2 separate regions of the Homo sapiens genome follow, and region 1 is linked to region 2. A link is an interaction called in ENCODE POLR2A ChIA-PET data of the cell type or tissue named here. Cell type or tissue: A673. All regions are shown on one strand. Each heading gives the region's core, and the rest is flanking DNA. Links, peaks and the distances in the headings are about the cores only. Region 1 overlaps SIL1 (SIL1 nucleotide exchange factor). Region 2 has its middle 27 kb from the start of SNHG4.

Evidence for each region. ChIA-PET counts read pairs that join two places held together with the same protein. Peaks named below come from ENCODE experiments on the same cell type or tissue, not always from the same donor. Only the 100,000 strongest peaks of a DNase experiment are listed, where the experiment ranks them.
Region 1: POLR2A ChIA-PET joins it to region 2 with 10 read pairs; 3 of 35 experiments call an interaction of 5 or more read pairs at or near these places.

Annotation. Positions count from the first base shown.
Region 1 is chr5:139,065,373-139,075,751 of GRCh38, forward strand. All of the region lies in intron 3 of SIL1 (SIL1 nucleotide exchange factor), which reads right to left. Among named protein-coding and RNA genes, the nearest start is that of SIL1, 130 kb to the right of the region's middle. In A673, for the core only: no CTCF peak of the experiment used is centred there; no DNase peak of the experiment used is centred there.
Region 2 is chr5:139,241,421-139,251,799 of GRCh38, forward strand. No RefSeq gene overlaps it. Among named protein-coding and RNA genes, the nearest start is that of SNHG4, 27 kb to the right of the region's middle. In A673, for the core only: no CTCF peak of the experiment used is centred there; a DNase peak (open chromatin) is centred at 5,121; H3K27ac peaks cover 1,123 bases.

The DNA of each region.
Region 1 (10,379 bases), core at 1,170-9,169, 180 kb before region 2:
AATGTGGGGAGGATTTAAAGGAGCACAACTGCCAGCTGGCAACAAGGAAGAAGGGCTTCAGGTTTCCTGATAAACTTAGCTCAGTCACAAACTTAAGCCAGTTTTGCAACAATGCACCAAAGAGCTTATAAAAGCAGCTACCCTGCTCTGGGTTTCTGCTCCTCAGAGGGCTGTGCTGACAGGTGCCCACCCAAGCATGGGCAAGGAGGCCTGGATGTTCTAGGCCAATGCACACAAGGTTGGTGCTCCAGCAAAGCTGCTGCTGTGCACACTTCCAACAAGCAGCCTGCCTCACACCTCCACCCCACCTTCACAACAGCTGATGCTGCCCCCAACTGCACCCCCATACACCCAATCCTGGGCAACTAATGGGAACTCTGTGCTGTCACTTGATGAGAAACACTCTACCCACTATACACTCCTGAGTCTTCTCCAAGTACCCAGGCAGAAGTATATGGAACCTCTGGCCTTGGTGCTCCCTCCTATTCATAGGCAGATTCAGGCCCTACTGACTACTTGTGGTCTGGATCACTTTTGACAGAAGTCGTCTCCCAACAAGTCATCTCTCTGATATCCTCTTTCAAACTTCCATTTCAGATTTATAAAAGAGAAGGCAAATCCCTCATAACTTCAGGACCTCAGCATTCTGAGCTAGAAAGAACTTCAGGAGATCATGAGACCCAGCCCCCACTGAAAAGATAAATGTTCCCTCCTTGTGCCACTGCAGTTAAGTACAGCATCCCCCAGGACAGGCTTGTTGGCACTCTCCTTCTTACAAGCCTTCAGTGGCTCCCTGCTGCCCTCCGAAGTACCAATAATACTATCTCATGGTGTTCAAGGCCTGCCTAACCTAATGAAATCCTTGCTGATATTCTCTGCCTTATCGCCCCTCATCCACAGCTACCCCACGCTCTGGCTAAACTCCCCCTATGCTTTTCTTAGTCCTTAATGCCATCTCTTTCCTTGCTTTTTGCCTGTCAAATTTCAATGCTTTTTTTTTTTGAGATGGAGTCTTGCTCTGCCACCCAGGCTGGAGTACAGTGGTGCAGTCACAGCTCACTGCAGCCTTGACCTCCCAAGCTCAAGTGACAGTCCATTTTTTAATAGGCTAGCTTGAGCAACAACTCCATGCAGTTTTATACATTATCTTTCCATCCTTTCAATCTCTAGTGCCTTGCTTATTCTTTTCTAATGACACTTCCTCTATTCATTTTCTCTTAGTCATTTGGCTTCTTGTTAATCATTAAACAGACATTTACTGACCATCTACTATGTGCCAGGTTTTAGGAAAATTAAAAGTGAGACATGGCCTCTCTACTCTTTTTACTTTACTTTTATTTATTATTTTTTTGAGACAGGGTCTCACTCTGTTGCCCACGCTGGGGTGCAGTGGTATGATCACGGCTCACTGCAGCCTTGACCTCCCAGGCTCGAGTGATCATCCCACCTCAGCCTCCCTGGTACCTGGGACTACAAGCATGCACACCACACCCAGATAATTTTTGTATTTTTGTACAGACAGGGTTTCGCCATGTTGCCTCTCTACTCTTGAAGAGATCACTGGTCTAGTGAGGGAAACAAATCCATAAAAATTATAATACTTGCCAAGTTTTCCCCAATAGATTGTATTATTCTTGAAGTCAGAACATCTTTATATTCCCTGCATTGCTGAACAGAGTGCTTGGTACATAGCGAATGTCCATTGTGTATATGTTCTAAAACAAAGATGAGTGAGCATTATGGAAAGAAAAACAATTTCCTCTTTCTGAAATGTGGGGCAGAAGGATGTTGCAAAGATAGCCTTTAACTTGGGATAAGGGGAAAATAAACTTCTTATTTTTAAATGTATTTTAATTCCACAGCATCACTCCTCAACCCACAAGGAAAATAAGAGAAAGATACAAAGACTGAGAATTGCAAAGACAGAAACAAGCAAGCATCAAAATAGAATGGGATAGAAGTGTTGTTTAGTTCTTAACTACTACTAAACCACACACATCAGACTTTATCATGGGCTTCAGAGTATTATCACCTCTGATAACAGGATTTGATGAACTATTGGTCATAGCTCTACAACTGCTCTTTATCCTTAAACATTCAAGTATTTCCTAGTTCATCAAGCAGAAGTGGTTGGTGGTTAGGAAAACAAGAATAAGAACAATATTACTAGAGACCAGCTGGTGAAGCCTCTGAGATTATATGTGAAAGTTTTAAGTACACATTTACATTTTTCTAAAAAGGTCCATAGGTCTCATGAGTTTCTTAGAGAAAACTGTAAATCACTCTCAAAACACATACATAAACACTCATACCTTGAAGAGCCTCTGGGCCAATAATGGCAAGGCCTTGCAGCAACCGGCATCCTAATAACTGTAGGTAAGGATAAATTAGTGCAAGGCTTTTGGGCATCTGGCAACATCTATCAAAACTGTAACTGTTCATTCCATTTGACCCAGCAGATGCTATGTCTAGGAATTTATCTAATAGAAATGTTCACAGAAGTGCACAATGATATATGGATAGAGTGTTCACTATAGCATTCTAATAATTGTAAACAATGAGAAGCAATACAAATGTCCATCAGTAGGGGATTTGTTACACAATACAGCATATCCCTTCAATGGAATATATTAGTCTTCAACAAAAAAGAGGGAGCTTTGTACTGACATAAACAAGATCACTAAAACTAAGCAAAAATAAGTTGCATATATATGATTTCATCTTTCTTTTTAAAGAACATATGTTAATGTGGCAAAAGCAACGTCGTCTAATCTACCAAATCCTCACATAAAAACAGACTGACTAGAGAGCAAAACTAAACCCATGAGCAACATTTCTATCAAAACCAAGTGCAAAGGTATTGGGAAGCAACAAGTTGGCTGAGAGACCTAAGAACAAGAAAACACCTAAGTAGCTGATAGGCATTCACTAAAAATTATAGTGGGCCAATGGGTAACAGCAAGTGAACCTATGTCTAACAGTGGACAAGGACAAGAAGTCTGGGGTAGGACTTCAAGGGGCCACAGCTGTCTAGTCCCCTGAACTCTCAAAATTAACCAGTGCTCCCTACCAGGACAGGGCCCCACACTGAGAAAATACGGCTAGAAGTGAAATCAAAACTGAGTAGACTTGGACGACAGAAATAAAGGAAACAGAGTCCAGATAAAACTGGAGGAGTAAAACAGAGCCAGGAAACCTCATAAAGCAAGCTGCCATGTTTTTGAACACTACCTGAAAACAAGAGAAGAGAAAACTTTCTCAAGCTTGACTCAGAATGAAAAGGAAAAAAAAAAAAAAAAAAAGAAGAGAAAGCACTATGGATTTAGAAAAGGTAATTAAAGCCATGCTTTTTTCTAAAAGTTCAAGAAACCTAATTTCACATAAAAATGAGCAATAGAAAGTATTATGGTACAATCCTATACAATAAAATTATAATAAAAAGAAGAAGAAAGAAAAGAATAACATCCCTACATACAATGAAAGTAAGCCAGAAAGACATGGCCACAAACATATAAAAACTGTAACTTCCTGTTTCAAAATGCACTAAAGACATTTGTTAAATGGTACAAGATACTCAATAACAAAAATCAGAAATGAGGTGCTAGAGGCTGTGTATGGTGACTCACACCTGTAATCCCAGCACTTTGAGAAGCTGAGGCAGCAGGATCACTTGAGGCCAGGAGTTTGAGACCAGCCTGGGCAACCAGGATTTCAGGATCAGCCCAGGTAACACAGCAAGACCTCATCTTTACTAAAAATAAAAAAGTCAGTCAGGAATGGTGGCATGCACCTGCAGTCCCAGCTACTTGGGAGGCTGAGGTGGGAGGATCACTTGAGCCCAGGAGCTCAAGATTGCAGTGAGCTATGATAGCACCACTGCACTCCAGCCTGGGTAACAGAGCGAGATTCTGCCTCTAAAAAAAAATTAAATAAAAAGAAATGAGGTGCTAGAACTCAATGAAGAATCAGAAATAAAAGAACAAATAATCACAACAGAAAATGCCTTAAGATAAATAGAACATGAAAAGGAGGAAAGTTGGAAAAACCAAACAGAAATGGAAAAAGTAAGGTTTGTAACAAACTAATAAACAATGAAGAAAGACAAAAGAAGACCCAACATAAATATAAGAAACCCTAAACAAGCAAACAGAATACCAAAAACCATGTTTCTTTTTAAAAGCTCAAGAAATCTAATTTCACATAAAAACGAGCAACAAAAAAGAATTATAATTCAAGAAAGCTTTCCTGAAATGAAAAAAATACTTAAAACTATGTATTGAAATAACACACTGTATACCTAAGAATACTGACCAGGGATGTCCAACAGTAAGGCATATTCTAGTAAAATAATTGGATTTTAAAGGCAAAGGAAAGATCACTTGGGCATATAAGCAAAAATCAGCAAGTAACTTATAAAGAAAATTAGATTGTCATCAGCATTTTTAACAGCAAAGCCTACTGCCAGCAGAAGATGAAGTACTCAAAGAAAGAAAATGTGAGCCAAGGATTTTATATCCTACCAAAGTGCTTTGGGATGTAAAGAACACTGACAAAGTTAACATACAAAAACACAGAGATTACTGTTTCGATGGGCTCTTCCTGAAGAATTTACTAGAAAATACATCCCAGACAATGAAAATAAGTAAGACCGGCGGTAAACATTACATATATAGTTATTTGTATAAATGCCTTAAATAAGGGCTAAAAAGGAAGTATATAATGGCTACTCTGAGAATATACATACAACACAGCTGGTTAAGAACAATGAGAGCACACACAAAAAAATGTTTTAAACTATTTTCAGTAATCATATCAGGGATAGTATTACTGCCATTCTGAAACTGTTGCATGTACAAAATGAGACAGATCAAATCAGTAAAATTATTACATATTCTAATTGTATAATCCCCTGTGTCCAGAATCAGGACTCTCGGTGTGGGAAAAAAAGAGGCAGATGTAATATCGAAGAGATTAAATAAAAACCCTGCCAGCCGGAATATGAATAGGCAGTACCCACTTGAATGTATGAGGATTATAACATATATTTCCTATCTCTTGTCAACAGAAAAGGCCTAGAAACAATGACCAACACAGCAGTAATGAGCGACCTAATGGCCAGAATGTAGTCTTAAAACTTCTTAGAGAAACAGCTAATTCCAGTCCTGGGAAGGAAATGTACAAGACGAGCTTAGAATATCTTGTCAAACCAGACAGCAAGAAAACTATCAAAGACTATTAGAGTAACATGAAAAGAACTCATTTGAAAACCTTCAACTGACCAAAAATCAAACAATTTCAACTTCAATAAAAGTAATAATTACAATGAATTAAAGCCCATAAAATATGCTTTGAACCTGTGAGTTTGTAAAGGGAAAAAAAACATCTTAATTGGTCATCTTCAGAGGATCAACTCATTATCTTGAAAACTGGTAAATAAGGAAAAAAGAACCAAACATTTATCCTGTCTTTCCTGTATGAATTTTACCACTGAGTAACAAAATAATATATATGGGGAAATACCTCTTTATAAAAGTAGTGCAGCTAAAAATAAAAAAGAAATGATAGATTTGAGTATCACCCTCTTGCAATCCCACAAAAAGAGAATCAATCAGACATTAAGCACTTCCTAATGAAAGAGCACAAAACTGCCTATAGTTTTCCCAAAGGAATGGAACCTGTGTCCGATTGAGCCCCTGGATCCAGCTGACAATTTGCAAGAAATACAGAGGTTGGAGAAACATGCCGAACTGCATCATTTATGAAATCAGCAAAATTTAGCCTGGGAAATGGCCTGAGCTCTTCAACAGACAATTTATAAGAAGAAGAAGAAAAAAAAAAGCAGGGGGTGGGGGTGGGGAATAGATAGGTAACCTGTAGATTCAAAGAGACTTAAAGGATATAACAACGTTTCTTAAATGGGCAACACTATAGTCTTGGGTGCAAAACTTAGTCATAAACTATTTGAAAATGCAAAGGAGCAATTATTGTAAAAATCAGGAGAGTGGTTACATTTGGTAGGAGGGAAATATTACAGTTGGAGGGACCTGCTGAAGTGCTCGGCAAAGTTCTATTTCCTGACTTGGGTGTGACTTCACCTGGTAATAACTCATTAAGCTACATATTTTGTATAATTTTCTATATCTGTGTTTAACTTTATAATAAAAAGAGTCTTAAAGGAGTATATGTTATCTCTGGTGAAGAAACTGGACTTAGAAGGACTTGTACTTCCTAAATTATACATTTCTATAATTAGGATTTTTTTATAGTGAGCATTCATACCTTTTATTATTAGCATTTTTTTTTTTTTTTTTTTGAGACGGAGTCTCACTCTGTCGCCCAGGCTGGAGTGCAGTGGTGCGATCTCAGCTCACTGCAACCTCCACCTTCCCGGTTCAAGCGATTCTCTGCCTCAGCCTCTCAAGTAGCTGGGATTGCAGGCACCCACCATCAAATCTGGCTAATTTTTGTATTTTTAGTAGAGACGGGGTTTCACCATCTTGGTCAGGCTGGTCTTGAACTCCTGACCTCATGGTCCCCCCGCCTCAGCCTCCCAAAGTGCTGGGATTACAGTCATGAGCCACCGCTCCTGGCAAGCAAATTTTTATTTATTTAATTTTTCTGGGATTACAAGTTGCTAAAAACATGACACATTCATGGAAAAAATACATAATTCCTTTTCTAGGCACAAAATAAATTACTTCAAAACTATTAAAAGTATAAAACTGTGGCATATATTTTAAAAAGAAAAAGGGGAGGTAGCTGCAAAAAACAAACCAATCATTTGGTATCTTTTATTATAGGAAGGGTCCATTTGGGCTTCTTTAAAATATGCTGTTATAATTGGGGTCTATTATAAATTATATACCTAAAACATATTAATACATTCTAAAATGAAAAATAACTCAGAATACCAGTCATAAATAACATACACTATTCAAACACGTACTAACACATCCTGCGAAATAGAGATGAATTCAACGAATCAAAAGTATATTGCGAATATAAAACCAGAAATAAATCCATACATGCATTTACAGCCAATTGATTTTTGACAAAGGTGCCACAAAGATAAAATGGGGAAAGGACAGTCTCTTCAATAAATGGTATTGGCAAAATGGAATATCCACATGTAAAAGAATGAAATTAGACCCTTGGTATATTTGTCATATACCATATGCAAAATCAAATCAAAATAGATTGAAGACTTAAATATAAGACCCCAAACCATGAAACTACTGGAAGAAAATACAGTGGGAAAGCTCCATGACATTAGTCTGAGAATGACTTTTTAGATTTGACCCCTAAAAGCACAGGCATCAAAAGCAAAAATAGACAAATAGGATTACATCAAACTAAAAAGCTTCTGCACAGCAAATAAAACAATCAATAGAGTGAAGAGACAATCTACAGAATGGGAGAAAATACTTGCAAACTGTACATCTGATAGTGATAAATACCCAAAATAAATATGGAACTCAACTCAACAGCAAAAAACAAATAACCTGATTTTAAAATGGGCAAAGGACCTAAATAGGCAGTTGCCAAAAGAAGACATACAAATGGCCAACAGGTATATAAAAAAAAGATCAACATCACTAATCATCAGGGAAACACAAATTAAAATCACAATGAAGTATCACCAGACACCTGTCAGAATGGCTACTACCAAAAAGACAAAAGAAAAGTGTTGGCAAGGATGTACAGAAAAGAGAAGCTTTGTACACTGCTGATGGGAATGTGAATTAGAATAGTCATTATGAAAAATAGTATGGAGGTTCCTTTAAAAATTAAAAATAAAACTACCATATGATCCAGTAATGCCACTACTGGGTAAATAACCATAGGAAATAAAATCAGCATGTCATAGAGACGTCTGCACTCCCATGTTTACTACGTTATTCACAATAGCCAAGACATGGAATCATCCTCAATCTCCATCAATGCAGGAATAGAATACAGAAAATATGGAATACTGTTTAACCATAAAAAATAAGGAAATCCTGTCATTTGCAATAATATGGGTGAGCCTAGAAGAATTATGTGAAGTGAAATAAGCCAGGCACAGAAAGACAAATACACATTATCTCCCTTACATGTGGAATCTAAAAAAGTTGATCTCATAGAAGCAGAGAGCAGAATCATAGTTAACCAGGACTGCGGTAGTTGAGGAGGTGGGGTAGAGGCTGGGGAGATGTTGGTCAAAGGATACAAAGTTTCAGTTAGATAGGAGGAATAAATTCAAGAGATCTATTGTATAACATGGTAACTATAGTTAATAATATATTGTGGCTGGGTGCAGTTGCTCACACCTGTAATCCCAGCACTTTGGGAGACCGAGGCAGGTGGATCACCTGAGGTCAGGAGTTTGAGACCAGCCTGGCCAACATGGTAAAAATACAAAAAATTCGCCAGGCTTGGTGGTGGGCACCTATAATCCCAGCTACTTGGGAGGCTGGGGCGGAGGTTGCAGTGAGCCAAGACCACACCATTGCACTCCAGCCTGGGCAACAAGAGCAAAACTCCATCTCAAAAAAAAAAATACATAAATAATAATAATACATTGTATTCCTGAAAAATGCCAAGAGAAAGAATGTAAAGTGTTCTCACCAAAAATATGATAACTATGTGAGGTAATGCATATGTTAATTAGCTAGATTTAGTCATTCCACAACATAGCTATACTTTAGTTTGTTTTGTTGTTTGAGACAAGGACTCACTCTGTCACCCAGGCTGGAATGCAGTAGTGCAATCACAGCTCACTGCAACCTTGAACTCTTGGACTCAAGAGATCCTCGCACCCCAGCCTCCGGAGTAGCTGGGACTACAAGCATGCATCACCACACCCAGCTAATGTTTTAATTTTTTGTAGAGACAAGGTCTTACTATGTTTCCCAGGCTGGTCTTGAACTCCTGGGTTCAAGCAATCCTCCTGCCTTGGCCTCCCAAAGTGCTGGGATTATAGGCATGAGCCATCATGGCTGGTCTATTTATACTTTAAAACATCATGTTGTACATGGAAAATACATACAAATTTTCCTGTCAATTTTTAACAAATAATATACATAAATAAAAATATAAACTATATATTCACAATGAAATACCTGACAGATATTTTGCTAGGGTTAGGCTTTACAAGGAAATGGTCCAGAAGTCTGGGAACAGGGGCCTTGCACAAATGCAAATCAACGAACAAGATGCTGAGTTCAACCTCAATGCCTTTATTCCACATGACCTTGAACAGAGCCCTCACCTGACCAGCCAATCTGACCCTCAAGGATCGCACAGTGAAGCCAGAGTGAAAGAGAATGTGTACTTCAGGAGGATTTGCTCCCACATTGGCCGTAGTTTGTGAGGTGGGAGTGGAAGGGATTAAAGAGTTTTTTAAAATAGGAATCATTTCCCTTCATCCCCTCTTGCCTTCAGAACTAAGCATCTCTTTCTCTCTCTGTCTTTTTTATTTTTATTTTTTTTGAGGCACAGTCTTGCTCTGTCACCCAGGCTGCAGTGCAATGGCACAATCTTGGCTCACTGCACCTCCGCCTCCCGGATTCAAGCGATTCTCCTGCCTCAGCCTCCTGAGTAGCTGGGATTACAGGCACATGCTACCATGTCTAGCTGATTTTTGTATTTTTAGTAGAGATGGGGTTTCACCATGTTTGCCAGGCTGGTCTTGAACTTCTGACCTCATGATCTGCCCGCCTTGGCCTCTCAAAGTGCTGGGATTATAGGCGTGAGCCATCGTGCCTGGCCAGAATCTCTTTTTATGAGGTTATGTTTAATACTAAACACCCATTATGACTGAGAAGCAGAAATTACCAACCAGAGTCTGAAAGCACTATCCACAGAAACCTCTGAAAGAAGAGTGTCCTAACCAACCTGGACAGGGTTCAGTGCAGTTCTGCCTGGAGGCAGATGGATGGAAGCATGACATTTTAAAAACTCCCATCCCCTAGAACTTTATTTTCCCTCTGCAGCAGGAGATATCTCAAAACAAGGACATTAGTCCAAACTACTCTATAGAGGAAAAGCAATAATCCAAGGACTTTTCTGAGTATGTAGCAACCACTGAGATGCATGAAAATGATACGTGTGCCTAGTTTTTATGTCTACTCCTACTAACTATGCAAAACTGAAACTAGTTCCTTAAAAACAAACTGCTCCTGGACACCCTACACAGTCGCTGCCGCCTCCCTGACTCTGCAGACATCAGTAACAGAGCATGTCATAGGGAATAAAACACAATCATAAGGTAATGCTACATAAACGCTAGTGTGTTTATGGGGAATAAATGTCAAGGTAAAGCAGGAATATCTATTTTCTATGTGGGAGATGGTGATTCTGTGTGTCAATGCCCCATTATACTGAATTGATTTTAGTTT
Region 2 (10,379 bases), core at 1,513-9,512:
GTCTGGTTGAGGTACAGAAGGCACAGATTGTAGCAAAACACTTTGGGCCAAGCTGAGTTCGCCACATCATGAGGCTGTAAGAGTCAACCCCATTCCCCACCCTGCACACCCCACAGCACCCTTAGGGACCCATGAACACCCTCTATATGCCAGTCTCTCCAGAACAGAGGTCCCAGGGCAGGCCAATTCCCCTGATACTCACCAAGAAGGGTTGTAACACTTCCCACTGCAGAAAAGGGGTGGGAATGAGATTCATTTATTTCCATTATTGAGACTTTTCTTGGGGCTTTTATTTTATTGGGGCTTTTCAACAGGGAGCTTTCATTAAATCCCATAAACCAAGGCATATAAGGCATCCTCATAACCACCAGGTATTTGGAAGAGATCCTGGGGAGAAGAGGAAGATGATATGGGGAGGTAAAAAGCCAGGCCATCTACCAACATATGGGCTGAAATTGTGGTTAATAGAGTATGTACCTGTTGAGTTAGAATTCATTTTTCCTGAGATTCTGCCTCTTGATTGGCCTGGGACCTCCCCACCCCTGGATTCACTTCGGCTTGCTCCATATGGATGCCTATTCTTCCTTTCTCCTCTTCCTCCTCTTCTCTTCTCTCTGTCCCCTCTTATATGCTTTTCTTTTCTCCATTTGCACTGGAATGGAGAGATGGTATGGTGTCTTGGCTAAAGGCAAGGGCTTTCTCCCCAAATTGATCTACAGCTTCAACAGAATCTCTATCAAAATCTCAGCTGGTTTCCTTGCAGAAATTGACAAGCTGATCCTAAAAATTATATGGAAATGCAAGAGACCTAGAATAACCAAAACAATCTTGAAAAAGAACAAAGTTTGAGGATTAAGGCTTTCTGATTTCAAACCTTACTACAAATCTATAATAATCAAGACAGTGTAGTACTGGCCTAAAGACAGACTTGTAGATCAATGGAATAGATTTGAGGTGACAAGCAGTGGGTAGCACACACCTGTAGTACCAGCTATGTGGGAAGGTGAAGTGGGATGATCACTTGAGCCCAGGAGTTCAAGACCAGCCTGGGTAATATAGCAAGATCTTGTCTCTATTAAAAAATAAAATAATTTTTAAAATAACAAAAATAAAGATGGGCAAAGGATCTGAACGGACATTTCACTAAAGAAGATCTGCAAGGCTGGGCGTGGTGGCTCATGCCTGGAATTCCAACACTTTGGGAGGCCGAGGCAGGCGGATCACAAGGTCAGGAGTTCGAGACCAGCCTGACCAACATGGTGAAACCCTGTCTGTACTAAAAATACAAAAATTAGCCAGGCATGGTGGCACACACTTGTGATCCCAGCTACTCAGGAGGCTGAGGCAGGAGAATCGCTTGAACCGGGAGGCAGAGGTTGCAGTGAGCTGAGATCACGCCACTGCACTCCAGCCTGAGCGATAGAGGGAGACTCCATCTCAAAAAAAAAAAAAAAAAAAAAAAAAAGATCTGCAAATGGGCAATAAACACATAAAAAGATGATCAGGCTGGGTGCAGTGGCTCACACTGTAATCCCAGCACTTTGGGAGGCCAAGGCAAAAAGATTGCTTGAGCCCAGGAGTTTGAAGTCAGCCTGGACAACATGGAAAGGCTACCACATTAGCCAGATGTGGTAGCATGTGCCTGTAGTCCCAGCTACTCGGGAGGCTTCAGTCCAGGAATTTGAGATTGCAGTGAGCTATGATCATGGCATTGCACTCCAGCCTGGTCAAAAGAGTGAGACCTTGGCTGGGCGTGGTGGCTTACTCCTGTAATCCCAGTGCTTTGGGAGGCCGAGGCAGGCGGATCACCTGAGGTCAGGAGTTCGAGACCAGCCTGGCCAACATGGTGAAACCCTGTCTACTAAAAATACAAAATTAGCCGGGAGTGGTGGCATGCACCTGTAATCCCAGCTAATTGGGAGGCTGAGGCAGGAGAATCACTTGAACCAGGGAGTCAGAGTTTGCAGTGAGATGAGATCACACCATTGCACTCCAGCCTGGGCAAAAAGAGCAAAACTCTGTCTTTAAAAAAAAAAAAAAAAGTAAAAAAAGAAAAAAAAAGAAAAAAAAGTGAGACCTTTTCTCAATAAAATTAAAAAATACATATATAATCAACATCATTAGCCATTAAGGAAATGAAAAGCAAAACATCAGATGCCACTTCACACGACTAGAATGGCTATAATTTAAAAGATAAATAATAACAAGTGTTGGAGAGGATATGAAGAAATTGGAATCTTCGTAAACTGCTAGTGGTATTACAAAATGGTGCAGCTGCTTTGGAAAACAATCTGGCAGTTCCTCAAAATGTTAAACATAGAGCTACCATATGGCCCAGAAATTCTACACCTAGATATGTACCCAAGGGAATTGAAAACATGTGTTCACACAAAAATTTGTACACGAATGTTCACAGCAACGTTATTCATCATAGCCAAAAAGTGGAAACAATCCAAATGCTCATCAACTGTTGAATGGATAAATACAATGTGGTATAACAATGGAGTATTATTCAACAATAAAAATAAATGAAATACTGATACATGCTACAACATAGACTAATCGTGAGAACATTATGCTAAGTAAAAGAAGCCAGTTGGCTGGGCACAGTGGCTCATGCCTGTAATCCCAGCACTTTAGGAGGCTGAGGCAGGTGGATTGCCTGAGCTCAGGAGTTCACGACCAGCCTGGACAACACAGTAAAACCCTGTCTCTACTAAAATACAAAAAATTAGACAGGTGTGGCAGTGTGCACCTGTAGTCCCAGCTATTCAGGAGGCTGAAGCAGTAGAATTGCTTGAACCCGGGAAGCGGAGCTTACAGTGAGCCAAGATGGTGCCACTGCACTCCAGCCTGGGCAACAGAGTGAGACTCTGTCTCAAAAAAAAAAAAAAAAAAAAAAAAAGCTGGGCGTAGTGGCTCACGCCTGTAATCCCAGCACTTTGACACTTTGAGAGGCCGAGGCGGGCAGATCACGAGGTCAGGAGATCGAGACCATCCTGGCTAACACGGTGAAACCCCGTCTCTACTAGAAATACAAAAATTAGCCAGGTGTGGTGGTGGGCGCCTGTAGTCCCATCTACTCGGGAGGCTGAGGCAGGAGAATGGTGTGAAGCCAGGAGGTGGAGCTTGCAGTGAGCCGAGATCGCGCCACTGCACTCCAGCCTGGGGGACAGAGTGAGACTCCGTCTCAAAAAAAAAAAAAAAAAAAGCCAGGGAGGAAAAGCCACACACTGCATGATTCCATTTATATAAAAAGTCCACATTAGACATATCTATAGAGATGGAAAATAGATTAGTAGCTGCCTAGAGTTGGGGCAATTTGGGATTGACTACAAATGGGTAGGAGGTTTCTTTCTGTGGTGATGAAAATATTCTAGGATTGGTTGTGTTGATGGTTGCACAGCTCTGTAAATATACTAAAAACTTTGTGCGCTTTAAATGGGTGAATTGTCTAGTGTATAAATTAAATCTCAGTAAAGAAACAGGCAACCCACAAAGTAACAGAAAATTCTATATGAAATTGTTACCACTAAGACGTCTAATAGTTATATTTAAAAATAATAATAACAATAGTTTTCTTGGTGTTTTGTTTTATTTTCTGAGACACAGTCTCCCTCTGTCACCAGGCTGGAGTGCAGTGGCACGATCTCAGCTCACTGCAACCCCCGCCTCCCGGGTTCAAGCAATTCTCCTGCTTCAGCCTCCCGAATAGCTGGGACTACAGGCGCATGCCGCCACGCCCAGCTAATTTTTGTATTTTGTTGTTGTTGTTGTTGTTGTTTGAGACGGAGTCTTACTCTGTCGCCCAGGCTGGAGTGCAGTGGCTCCATCTCAGTTCACTGCAACCTCTGCCACCTGGGTTCAAGTGATTCTCCTGCCTCAGCCTCCCGAGTAGCCGAGATTACAGGCGCGTGCCACCATGCCTGGCTAATTTTTGTATTTTTGGTAGAGACGGGGTTTCAGCATCTTGGCCAGGCTGTTCTTGAACTCCTGACCTTGTGATCCACCCATCTCAGCTTCCCAAAGTGCTGGGATTACAGGCGTGAGCCACCATGCCTGGTCTTTTTTTGTATTTTTAGTGAGATGGGGTTTCACCATGTTGGCCAGGATGGTCTCAATCTCTTGATCTCGTGATCCGCCCACCTCGGCCTCCCAAAGTGCTGGGATTACAGGTGTGAGCCACTGCGCCCAGCCAATAGCTTTTTAAAACAAAACAAAAAAGTGAGGGCTTTGCTGTCAAATCTCATTTCTGCCACCTGCTGACTATGTAACCTTGGACAAGTTACTTAACCTCACTGAGCTCAGTTTTCTCATCTGTAAAATATGTATTAGGTCATTTTGAGGATTAAATACATGAATATGTAAAGTCATCTGGCACATAGTAGGTGCTCAGTAAATGAAAACTATAAAGAAGAGCCAAGGAATGCCAACAATTAAAGGAGTGAGGAAGAAAAAACAATATTTGTGGGCCAATGCTATATCCATACATTTATGCCTAACATTTGGCTGTGTTCTAAGGACATAAGGAAGACCCTGACTAAGAAGCTGGAAGGCTGAGGTATAAGGCATTTCTGGAATAAAAATCCCCATAAATAAGCTAAGGGCCAAAACAGAGTCATGGGCAGGTTGTTCAGAAGCAGAGAGAAAGGCTTTGAAAGGGGAGGAGACTTTAAGAGTCAGCCAGGTGGAAAAGGGCAGAGTAGACCCTTGTCCCCTCCCCTACTATGGGTAACCAGAAGGATATGAAACAGCCCTCTCTGGAGAAAACTGGATAGAGTTTACTCAGGACAGGCAGAGGCAGAAATCAGAAGAGAAATTGTAGGTTGATTTTTCATGGCCAGGATGGGGAATGAAGCTGGCACAGGAGGTAGAAGATAAGGCCTGCCTCCCTGGCCTTGCAATAGGTGAACTGAGCCCTAGGAATTCCTGCCCTCTCCCCTGGACTAGCTCCCCTTGGCCCCTAAGCTCTGGATCTCCCTCTGCCTCCCACCAGTCCTCTTTTGGGGAACAGAACCCGATGCTCTGTGGGCCGAGCATGATGGCTCCAGCACTCCTCCCTCTAGTGACTCATTCCCAAGACTGGGGGTGGCAGGAAGTGCCAGGGCCCCAGAGTTGCAGCCCCATCCGGATTCTGGCAGCTTAGAGACATCCTATATTCTTCCTTCCTCCCCCCACCCCCGCCACCTCCCTCACTTTCAGCTCTGACTCTTGACATTTCTACATAAGAGACACCCACCTCCCCCAATCTCTTCTTGCCTTTCTATTGCCTCCTACAGTACCTAAACTGCAGCCCCTAGGGGCTGCTGGGTTAAAGCAGCCTGATCCCAAGGGGGAATGGACACAACCCACATCTAAGGGCCCTTTCCTAGGAAAGGTGACCAGGCAAGTTCTGTACCCTCATGGCCAGATCTTTGACCGGCAAGGCACATGATCTAGAAAGCATTCTGATTGACGCTTAAAACAACAAAATGGTTTTGCTCCATGCTAAGGTCTTCACAAGTCTGTCTCATTTATTCCTTACAACAACTCTAATACAGATACCATTATCACCGGCATCTGGCAAATAAGAAAAGTGAGAGGAAATGTGAAAAGTAGAAGAGCTCGGCCGGGCGCGGTGGCTCACGCCTGTAATCCCAGCACTTTGGGAGGCCGAGATGGGCGGATCACAAGGTCAGGAGATCGAGACCATCCTGGCTAACACGGTGAAACCCCGTCTCTACTAAAAATACAAAAAAATTAGCCGGGCGCAGTGGCGGGCGCCTGTAGTCCTAGCTACTCAGGAGGCTGAGGCAGGAGAATGGCGTGAACCCGGGAGGCGGAGCTTGCAGTGAGCCGAGATCTCGCCACTGCACTCCAGCCTGGGTGACAGAGCGAGACTCCGTCTCAAAAAAAAAAAAAAGAGAAAAGTAGCAGAACTGGGGCTTAAACCCAGGACTCACATCCTGGGCCTTTAACTGCCAGGCTCCTCTTCCTGTCTTGGGAACAGAGGGCAGTGTAGGCCTCTTTGAGCACAGCCCCCTGAGTAATCTAGGGCAGCACATGCAATCTTGAGGCCCTTGGCACAGCTGCTCTGGGGTCTGGCTTCAACTCTAGCCTCCCTTCTAGTTCTCCGTCCCTTTCTATACCTGCCCCACTCTCCGGGGTGGAAATGTGGAGGGCTACTCAGAGGATTCTCAGCCCCATCAACAGCTTATCTTCCTATTCAACTATTAGGACAAACAGACATCAATGTGATTCCAGGGTTCCCAGGGACTACCTAGAAAGAGGGAAATCAGATAGTAATGCTTATAGGTGCAGGCAGGCAAAAGGAGGCTATAGATACCCAAGCATGGGGTTAGCTGAGGCTTGCAGGCAGAGCAGACATCTGTCAAATCAAAGAGGCATAGAGACAGCCCACATGACAATAGAAATAATGATACCCTTGAATTATGTAGCACTTTATAATTTCTCAAGCACTTTGCAAACATTTGATCCTCCAGATGACCTCCTAGGGCCCAAGGAAGCAGAAAGCATCTTTTATAAGCTGTCACCACCTGTCAAGTTGTCCCCCAAGATGGGGAAAGGCAGGAGCCAGGCAAGGCAGTGAGTGAGTTAACCAAACCCAAGCCACAGTGAGTAATTGATAGTTTTTATGGAGACTTTATCCTCAGACTCCTTAGATATCATATTTCTGTTAGATTATATTTACATAACAGTGCAGGGTGAGAGACCCTGATAAATCTTCTCAGAGGCATGGGGATGAATACTGTGGAAATGTACTTTTGTTGATAGCGATTTGTTTTACTACACTACTGCCCTTCAATCTAGGGAGGAAAGAGCAAGGCTATTGCTTTATGGAGGGAGGGAAGGAGGGAAAGGAGAAGGGGAGGTATATAAAGATCAGAGATCTGGAACAAGAGGAATGAATGAGAGGGGAAGAGACAGGGCTCCGAAAGGGAAAGCTTTAGGCAAGGGGGGCAGAAGGAAAGGACAGGAAAAAGGAAAGCTGGGCCAGATGCGGTGGCTCACGCCTGTAATCCCAGCACTTTGGGAGGCTGAGGCAAGCAGATCACCTGAGGTTGGGAGTTCGAGACCAGCCTGATCAACATGGTGAAAACCCATCTCTACTAAAAATACAAAATTAGCCGGGTGTGGTGGTGCATGCCTGTAATCCCAGCTACTTGGGAGGCTGAGGCAGGAGAATCACTTGAACCTGGGAGGTGGAGGTTGCGGTGAGCCGAGATCGCGCCATTGTACTCTAGCCTGGGCAACAAGAGCAAGACTCCGTCTCAAAGGAAAAAAAAAAAGAAAAAGAAAAAGAAAGAAGAAAGGAAAACTCAGTAGCCAAGGGTGAAAGAAATGGATGATTCTGCAGGAAATGTGGCTTGCTGCTGGGGAATAGCCCTTGGCTGCAAGAATGAGCAAGATTCAGATGTCTTTTTGGCGGGTGCCAAGCTCTTCTTGTCTTTGTAGTTGGTCAAGAGAGATTGGGAGAATAAGGAGAGTCACAGGGCACAGGGGTCCTTTTAAGCCCACTTTTGAGGTGGGATCAAAAGCCTCTCTGGATCTCTTCCAGCCACATCCCACCATTCTCCATCAACCTTTATCCAGAGAGCACATGGGCTCTAGAGCCATCAGGACTGAGCTCTACCAATCCCTGGGTCTGGATCCTTCTCATCCAGAGGTTTAGGTTCTGCCACTAACTTAGCTGGATGGTTTTAATCCTCAAAACTCTCAGCCTTGGTTCTTGGTTTCTCGCTTTTTTTCTTTTCTTTTTTTTTTTTTTTTTTGAGACAGGGTCTAGCTCTGTTGTCCAGGCTGGAGTGCAGTGGCACAATCCTGGCTCACTGCAACCTTCTGCCTCTCAGGCTCAAACCATCCTCCTACCTTAGCCTCCTGAGTAGCTGGAAATACAGGTGTGTGCCACCATGCCCGGCTAATTTTTTGTATTTTTTGTAGAGATGGGGGTTCCACCATGTTGCTCAGGCTGGTCTTGAACTCCTCAGCTCAAGAGAGCTGCCCACTTTGGCCTCTCAAACTGTTGGGATTACATGTGTGAGCCACTGTGCCCAGTGGGCCTTGGTTTCTCTATTGGTGAACTGAGAATTTGTGGTCGGGTGTGGTGGCTCATGCCTGTAATCCCAGCACTTTGGGAGGCGGAGGTGGGTGGATCACTTGAGGTCAGGAGTTTGAGACCAGCCTGGCCAACATGGTGAAATGCCATCTCTACTAAAAAACAAACAAACAAACAAACAAAAATTAGCGAGGCATGTTGGTGCATGCCTGTAATCCCAGCTACTTTGGAGGCTGAGGTAGGATAATTGCTTGAACCCAGGAGGCAGAGGTTGCAGTGAGCCAAGGTTGTGCTACTGTACTGCAGCCTGGGCGACAGAGCAAGACTGCATTTCAAAAAATAAAAATAAAAAAAGGCGAGGGGGTGGAATTTGCTTACTTATCCAACAAATATTTACTGATTATATGCCAGAAATTGTGCTGTGGGGTTGTCTTTTCAACAGAAAACAATATACACAATAGTCCTTTCCTTCAAAGAGCACACAGTCCAACAATGGTAACAAAACACCCTCTAAGAAATGGACCCTGCCTGCACTAGGATAATAATGATGAGAGTCGCTGTCTGCCAGGCACTGTGCTCAGCGCTTACATCCATTAAGTCCTACAATCCTCACGGTGACCTGGTGAGGAAGGTCCTGTTAACTGCTGTCGTTGCCCAGGTGAGAACACCTTAGTTGGGAGGCAGCCTCCTGGACACATCCCATCGTTTTACTGTTTCATTTTCTTCATTGTATGTGCTGCTGTCTAAAATGGGTTTATTAACTCACTTACCTGTTTATTGCCTGCTCACAATTATATCCCCAGCACCAGGCCGGGCGCAGTGGCTCACACCTGTAATCCCAGCACTTTGAGAGGTCATGGCAGGTGGATCACTTGAGGTCAGGAGTTGGAGACCAGCCTGGTCAACCTAGCGGAAACCTCGTCTCTACTAAAAATACAAAAATTAGCCAGGGATGGTGGCACATGCCTGTAATCCCAGCTACTTGGGAGGCTAAGGCATGAGAATGGCTTGAACCCGGGAGGCGGAGGTTGCAGTGAGCTGAGATTGCACCACTGCACTCCAGCCTGGGCAACAGAGTGAGACCCTGTCTCAAAAAAAAAAAAAAATTATAACCCCAGCACCTTGAACAGTCTCTGACCCAAAGTCAGTTCTTTTTTTTTTTTTTTTTTTTTTTTTTTTTTTTTTTTTTTTGAGACGGAGTCTCGCTCTGTCACCCAGGCCGGACTGCGGACTGCAGTGACGCAATCTCGGCTCACTGCAAGCTCCGCTTCCCGGGTTCACGCCATTCTCCTGCCTCAGCCTCCCGAGTAGCTGGGACTACAGGCGCCCGCCACCGCGCCCGGCTAATTTTTTTTTTTTGTATTTTTAGTAGAGACGGGGTTTCACCTTGTTAGCCAGGATGGTCTCGATCTCCTGACCTCATGATTCACCCGCCTCGGCCTCCCAAAGTGCTGGGATTACAGGCGTGAGCCACCGCGCCCGGCACCAAAGTCAGTTCTTAATAAATATCTGTTTAAGGAATGAAGGAATGGAAGGACGAGAAGCTCATGGGGAGCCATCGCCGCCCTGCCTCTCCCGCGGGGTGCCAGTGAGAGTGAACTGAGTGCAGATGCTGAAGCTGCTATATCGCTCTCTAGAAACAGAGGGGACAATGATCAGCTGGCATTTATTTCAGAGAAATGCATTTTCTCCTTATTACTTTTCAGCTGTTTTCTTTTTTTTTTTAAATAACTTTCCTCAGACATTCTGCCCCTTCCTGCCCCGATTCATTCTGCATCCTCTAATAGTGTTATCCTCAGTTTTTCTAGCTCTCTGTTGTCCTTTTGGCTTTCCTGCTTCTTTGTTTCTCTTTCCCATGCCTCTCTGGAGGGAAGCTCACCCAGCTGAATTGTAACTGGTGATTTCCAAGGCCAAGAGGAAGTTCATTTTCACGCCAAAGTCTTCTGCCGGCAGAGGGCACTTTTCTCCATCTGTAAAATGGGCGGAGTATTTTGCAGGGTTTTTTGAATCAGTGCTGGTGAGTCTGTGGGAGAGGGGCCTCAGGACCACAGCACTCACATTTCCCCTGTAGCCAGAGGCTTGCCAAAGCCTTGGCCACAGGAGCCCCATACCCCAACAGAACAATTTCCTCTCCCTCTGTAGGTGCTATTTAGTGTTACAGTAATACTAGTTTGAGGATAAAAGGCCTCAGCATTTTGAGAACTCCTCAATCCACTGCATGGCAGGGTCTGCTGGGGGTATAACCAGCAAGACCATGAGTTAAGTGCAGGAGGGGCTTGTCACATAGGACCAGCAGTGTGTCGGGGTAGATGGAAATGTAGGT